Linked DNA regions of Homo sapiens: region 2 is linked to region 1. Evidence: chromatin contacts called from ENCODE Hi-C data. All regions are on one chromosome and are shown on one strand. Each heading gives the region's core, a stretch centred on a gene start or an enhancer-like site at or near the end of the contact. The rest is flanking DNA. Distances are from core to core; before and after follow the strand shown.

The links. Hi-C counts contacts between places; a loop is a spot of excess contacts on that map. Pooled maps may share reads with other maps.
Region 2: a loop to region 1 is called in a map with no recorded cell type, with 8 times the contacts of the local background. The contact joins the promoter of CCSER2 here to the promoter of LINC02650 in region 1. A Hi-C loop is called at or near these places in 4 of 37 single-sample maps with no recorded cell type and 8 of 50 pooled maps.

The regions. Positions count from the first base shown.
Region 1 is chr10:83,675,719-83,678,762 of GRCh38, reverse strand. It overlaps LINC02650 (long intergenic non-protein coding RNA 2650), which reads left to right and starts at 1,674. Exons shown (of 5, transcript NR_134317.1): 1 at 1,674-1,733; 2 at 2,089-2,181.
Region 2 is chr10:84,327,116-84,330,327 of GRCh38, reverse strand. It overlaps CCSER2 (coiled-coil serine rich protein 2), which reads right to left and starts at 1,739. Exons shown (of 10, transcript NM_001284240.2): 1 at 1,520-1,739. RefSeq lists an enhancer at 846-1,195 and a silencer at 1,246-1,975.

The DNA.
Region 1 (3,044 bases), core at 425-2,924:
GCCCCACAGTGTTTGCAAATAACATTGGCCCAGTGGAACTGCAGCCTGGAGACTATAATGCTTTGCCTAACTTCCTTAGTCAGCACCTGCTCTGTGTCCATCCACACTGGATATGATGATGCGTTCCATTTTACCTAAAGTAAACATGGTTTAGTGAATTTCTCTCTATTTTAGAGTCTGTGGAATCAAAGAATACTAAGGAAGTGTCTGGAGAAAACTATTCCAAGGTGAGAGACCCACAGCTGGAGTCCAGTTCCAGTGGTAAGACAAGAACATGAGAGGAAGACGGAGTACAGGTTGGAAATCAGGGGAAAACCCAGATGCTGCTTGGGCCTGTTTCCCACAGTGGGGGCTTTGGGGACAACACACACAGAACAATTGATGTGTACAGTAACAGCAATTTCCACAAACATTCTGCAATCCCTTTGTTCCCCAGGCAGAAGAACATAGGAATAGTCAGACATGCTGTCTCCCTCGAGGAGCTTATGCTGTTATCAGTTTATGGCATCTCAGCTTCTAATTCACTCTTTTAGCTTGTTCTATGAAAGTGGATCTGGGGCCTTTAAATATTTTTTCTCTACTAGCAAACACAATGCTAAATTTTGATAGTAGCGAGTGCTTGAGAGAAATTTCAGAAGAAAGGAAAGAGTTTTGCTTCCTGCTTCCAGTGTGCTCCTTGTGCAGACTCCTGCTGAATTATGTGGTTTCTCTAGGTCGAGCTCCTGTCACACACAGGACTTCCCCAGCAGGGCCTGCACTTTCTCTGGTGTCCAGGTTCTGCAGTGCACAGCAGCCAGCAACTCCTGGTGGCCAGCAGCTGCCTCCAACGACCTCCTCAAGCGGTTTTGTAGCAGAGTGCTTCTGATGAGACATTTCTCTGTGAACAGCTTTCTAGCAATTTCTGTAATTCCAGCAAGTCCTTTGGGTGTGTCAACAAAGAGAACTTGCTGTCCTTCAGTGAACTATGGCCATGCATCCCCAGCAAAAGAAGCAATAAGGTACTCTAATTCTTTGCCATCTCTGCTTTTAAGATAAAAACCAGGCACTTGAGTTGTTTCATTTAAAAAAAAATGAAAATTTTTTTTTAAAAAAATCAAAATTTAAATGAAGGAAAATATATTAAAAATTAATGTCATTTTTCCATCTTGGAATCAAGACATGGCACTTCCTTCTTGGGGAAAAAATAGATGTGTGGAAGAGAACAGAATTGTAGAACATCTGAGCTAAAAGGAAGCTTTGAGATCATTTATTCCAGTGACTTTATTTTGTAATAAGAAACTGGAATGAAGTGGCTTATACAAGGGCACACCGTGGAGAAGGTCAAGTCCTCCAGACTCATCACAGTGCTCTTTGGGTGGTTATATAAAACTCCTAGGTGTTTCTAATATGCACCCGGGATTAGAAACCATAGGCCTAGGTGGAAAAATGAAACCACATATACAAGTGCACAGAAGAGGGAATGTTCACAGGATTCCATGTATCTCATTAAGTCTAGTGTCCAATTTCTTTGGGTTTTAAAAAAAAATCCACCTTTCTTGGGCTTCACAGACCAGGAGATACTCACATGGAATGAGGCTGTAGTCATGGTAATAAACAGTATTGTTTGGTAACTACCCTTTTAGCAAAATCACTGAAACTCTGGCCCCCAGATTCCTCCTCCTGTTTGTGAGCTCCTAAGGTGACCCTTTGGCTCCTGAGCAACCATGACACCCTTGGCTACACCAAAGCTCATTGTAAGGCCCATGATCATTCTTTCTTGGCCTTACCTGTGGCTTCTGTATGGCTTCCTGGTTCAGCACATGGTTATTTTTCCAGCAAGTCTTGATTCTACTTCAGTAGTCTCTATGCTGAATTTTTTAGTAAAATTTAAAATGTACATTTGGATTAACATATGGTGGCCAGTATTTTACCAGGCCAAGATGAGATCTTGAGAAAGAAACACTATTTAATATTATCTTTTCACAAAAGAAAGAATATTCAAACTCCAGAATATAGAAAGGAGGAGATATTTACATGAAGAACATATTTTTAAATTTAATAAATTTTTTTATATAAAATTAACTACAGAATTTTTTTTCTCATTTCTAGGAAAATCATTACAGATGGACTCCATGAACCAGTGTTTAGAAAGCGCTGCTATATGTTTTTAGGAATACATAGGGAATTTGGTAGGAAGATTACGTAAGTACACCTGCGCCATAGTACTTTATCATCCACACCCTTCTGATCCTCAGCCAGGTCGGGTGAGGGTCTCCCAAAAGCAAGAGAATTCCATACACTCCTGTCAATGTTAAGGATAATAAGGATTTCTCAGTTTACTAGGACATGTTTTAGTTTCATTCTTTGGTTGTGAGAAAGAAGTCATCTGCATTTTTTTCCCAAAAGAGGATGTTGATTTTAAGGAAACATGTGGGCTAAAACTAAAATTGATCTAGGAATCAGAAACTCTGTTTATTTCTTGGGCCCTTACTCATGATCTTTGTACTAAAAAAAGTAAACAAAAAAAATTTTAGCATGAAAATAAAAATAAAATATGTTTACCTGAAATGTTTGCTATAGAAGGGGTCCATCCATCAGATGAACTGGGCTTTCAGAATAAAAAGTACACTGTTATTCCAATGAAAAAGAAAGTTATAAATGGCCTAATCATTGGTAGAAAAATAGAAGTTGTGACTTATAATTATAATTATTATATCTATAAGGATTGTTATGTATTATATTTCTGATTAGGGAATCAGAAATATATAGGAAAGGGGCTCAAGACACTATTTATTTGGGGGGATAGTATTAGATAGCGTGTTCTTGTATTTTGAGGTTTATTCCTGAATTCAAAGTATATTTTTTACGATTACACTAAATAATAAACATATTCATATGGAAGAGGGCAAGGTGTCAGTCTTGTATTTTCATATGTTTGTTGATCTCCCTACATGTGAACTAATTCTTTCAAAATTTTTTACTTCAAATTTCTGGAAGAAAACTGTGATTAACCATACTTACTTCTTCATGTCAAGTCAAAAATCACCATCCAGGCTTTATTTTAC
Region 2 (3,212 bases), core at 490-2,989, 650 kb before region 1:
ACACTGAAAAACCACAGAGGAAGATGTCATCTTCAGAGAACTGCAACAGTCTTATATAGAGAGGGCAGGCATAATGGTAGAAGATGACACTAGAATGGAGACAAATACCGCTAATCATGAAGGACTTTGAATTTTATCGATATAGACTATGGAGAGTCACTGAAGGACTTGTAAATATGGATTCAAAGTCCCTTCCTCCAAAATAGTCAAAGGAGTTGAGTCAAAGCAACAAAAAATGCAGGTCTGAATGTGGAAAGGTAGAATTTTTACAGAATTCTTAATAGAGACTTTCGGCTTGCTTTCAGGATGGCTTCTAGTGCTTTCTTAACTATGGCTTATGCTGAAGTACGACAGTATGAATTATGGCTAAAGGGTTCAACAAAGTGTGCATTTTTAACCTGAAGATTATTTGAAGCCAATGTTGTTTAGAACACAAACGAAAACAAAAAATAACAGTAACAAGCTTTCATAAATTAAGAGAAACAGTAATAAAGTCCAAGAGGAAGAAGACTGATTTCAGGCAAACACTCAGGAATATTTACATTTTTATCACATATGGATGACGGATAAGACATGTTTTGAACCCATCTTTTGCAGGAGAGCATCTTAAGTTCCTTTTGGTTAAAGAGCAGCTGCCATCTCTAAAGTCTCTAGTCTAAAAGATGATGCTTTAAAAAAAACAACTGGCCAAATGAATAGGTTCCGTCATATTTTAATGCTCAGGAGAAAAGGAATGCTTTTCATATGGCTATTTTAAAAAGCTTAAAGCTCAATTTCTCTCTTACAGGAGTGAGCTACCAACACTCTAATCTGAGACCAGAGTCCCTGCGTCAGTCATTTCCACTCCGCTAAGGCCTTGTCTGGGAGCAGCCAGCCTCATTGGTCGGGGAGCCCACACAGATGAATATGCAATTACTGAAATGGAAACAAGCTTCGCCACCAAGGACCACCACAAAGGAGTCCCTTCATTCCTCCTTTTACTTTATCAAGAAAGTAGGTGCATTATTTAAAAATGTATGAAAATACATGTCTAAAGACAAGAGAGAAGATCTGAACCTACGGCAACGGTGTGCCCCACCAAAGTTTCACCTCAGGATGTGTTTTAGGGTGTGTCTTTCATTTAGCCCAGTAATTGAAAGAAAAAAAAAATCGAACTCATTCGGGGAGCCCCGGTACTTTCCCTATCCACCCTCACACGCAACCAGGCTCCGAAATCAGAGTGCCTCAGCCTCGCCCTGATTTCTCCTGAAAGGCGGCGGCGCCCGCGGCCCGAGGCCCCGCGCTGTCACAGCCGCAGGGAGGGCGCCCTCCGGCCTCCCGGGTCCGCGCCCGCCCCGCGTCCGGCGGCTCGCGAGGGGCTAGAGAGGCTCACCCTGGAGGCCGGGTACGGGAGGGCGACACCGCCTCAGCCCGGGAGTTCGGGCCTCCGCCCCGCCCCGGACTGCGTGCCTGGTCTTGGGCTGCCCCCGGCGCCCGCCGCGACCCCGGCCCCGGCTCTGGCCCTGAGCCCGGATCTCACCGTGCGGAGGTCGCGCTGCCTCCTCGGCCGCGGCCCAGCTGCAGGCCGCCCTGCGACCTGCGGGCCCGAGGACGGAAGGTGAGACGAAGGGCCGCCCGTCACATCCCCGCCAGCCCCGCCGCCCGAGCCGCAGCAACCAGCATCGCGTCCGCGGCCTGAGGGAGCGCCGGACTCCAAAGCCGCCGCGCCCCCTCCCTCGGCCGGCGCCCGCCCGGACTCCGCCCTCCAGGGCCGGCGCACCGCGCACGCGCAGTCCCGCCCCGCCGCGGGCCCGTGCGCAGGCGCGAGCCTCACGGGGCTACGGGGACCGCCCCCACCGCCTGATCCGGCCTCAGCCCACCTCTGGCCCCGCCCCGCCCTCACGCCAGGCTTTCCCAAGCTCCGCCTCCGCTTCGGGCCCCGCCCCCTCCACTGACCTTGCCTGGCCGCCTCCTGACTCAGGTTTTTGCTGGGCCCACGCAGTGACGCCAGTCTTGCGGCTGACCTCACCTCTAGCCGTCCCCTGGACTACATTTGCTGCTTGAGTGCGGTCAAACCTGACAGCTCCTCCTCCTGGATGTGAAAAGTGAGGAGTGGTCTGAGCATTGGGCATGACTGAACCACGCACCTGCCTACCGCATCAAAACACAGGATCTTGCTAAAGCTGAGGGGAAGGGGCACCCCAAGTGCTGATCTGGTTTTCCCTTTTTTTTTTTTTTTTTGAAACAGAGTCTCGCCCTGTCACCCAGGTTGGAGTTCGGTGGCGCTATCACAGCTCACTTGCAGCCTCCTGGGCTTAAGCGATCCTCTCGCCTCAGGCGTGTATCACCAAGCCTCCGAAATAATTACAACTAAGACCACACTAGTCAAAGTAAACTATCACAAGTTGACCCAAATACCCGGCTAATTTTTATTTTTTCTTTTTAGAGTTGGGGGAAGTGGTCTTACAGGCTAGTCTCAAACTCCTGGGCTCAAGCAATCCTCCCACCTTGGCCTCCCAAAGTGTTGGGATTACAGGCGTGAGCCACAGCTCCTGGCCAATGTGGTTTCTTTGCCAGAAACCAGGTCTTTCTTCCCTTTGGGGCTTCCATCCCCCAGAGGCCATCTCTTCCCCTCTTGTTTTTCCTCGACGCGGCCAGTCCTGCTGCTGAGAGTCCTCAGCCTGGAAGGCTTCCGGGCCTGGCCGGCTGTTTAAAGCTCTGGAGTTGCCCTTACCTGGTTGTAGACTTGCAGTTCTCTGAAATCCTCGTCGGCCCCAACAGCTCGGTTGTAATAACATTTCAGGAGAACTGCTTGAAAAATATCCAGTTCTTTCCTGTCTCCAGATCAATGATACTCAAATGGAAAAAGCAGACGGAATGCCTGATTTGTATAACCACACTTCATTTAATAATACACTTTCATATTTAGAAAATAATGTCTTTTAAATATCAATCCCTAAGATATTTAATGTATTGGACAATAATGTGTGCTTAAAATATTGACAAAGACTAGGTCTAAATGCTGTGCAATCTCTCTTTGGATTAAGTGAGATTAGAAAAGCAAACACCAGGCCGGAGGCGATGGCTCAAGCCTGTAACCCCAGCACTTTGGGAGGCCAAGGTGGGAGGATCACAAGGTCAGGAGTTCAAGACCAGGCTGGCCAATATGGTGAAATCCCGTCTCTACTAAAAATACCAACAAATTAGCCGGGCGTGGTGGCGCATTCCTGTAA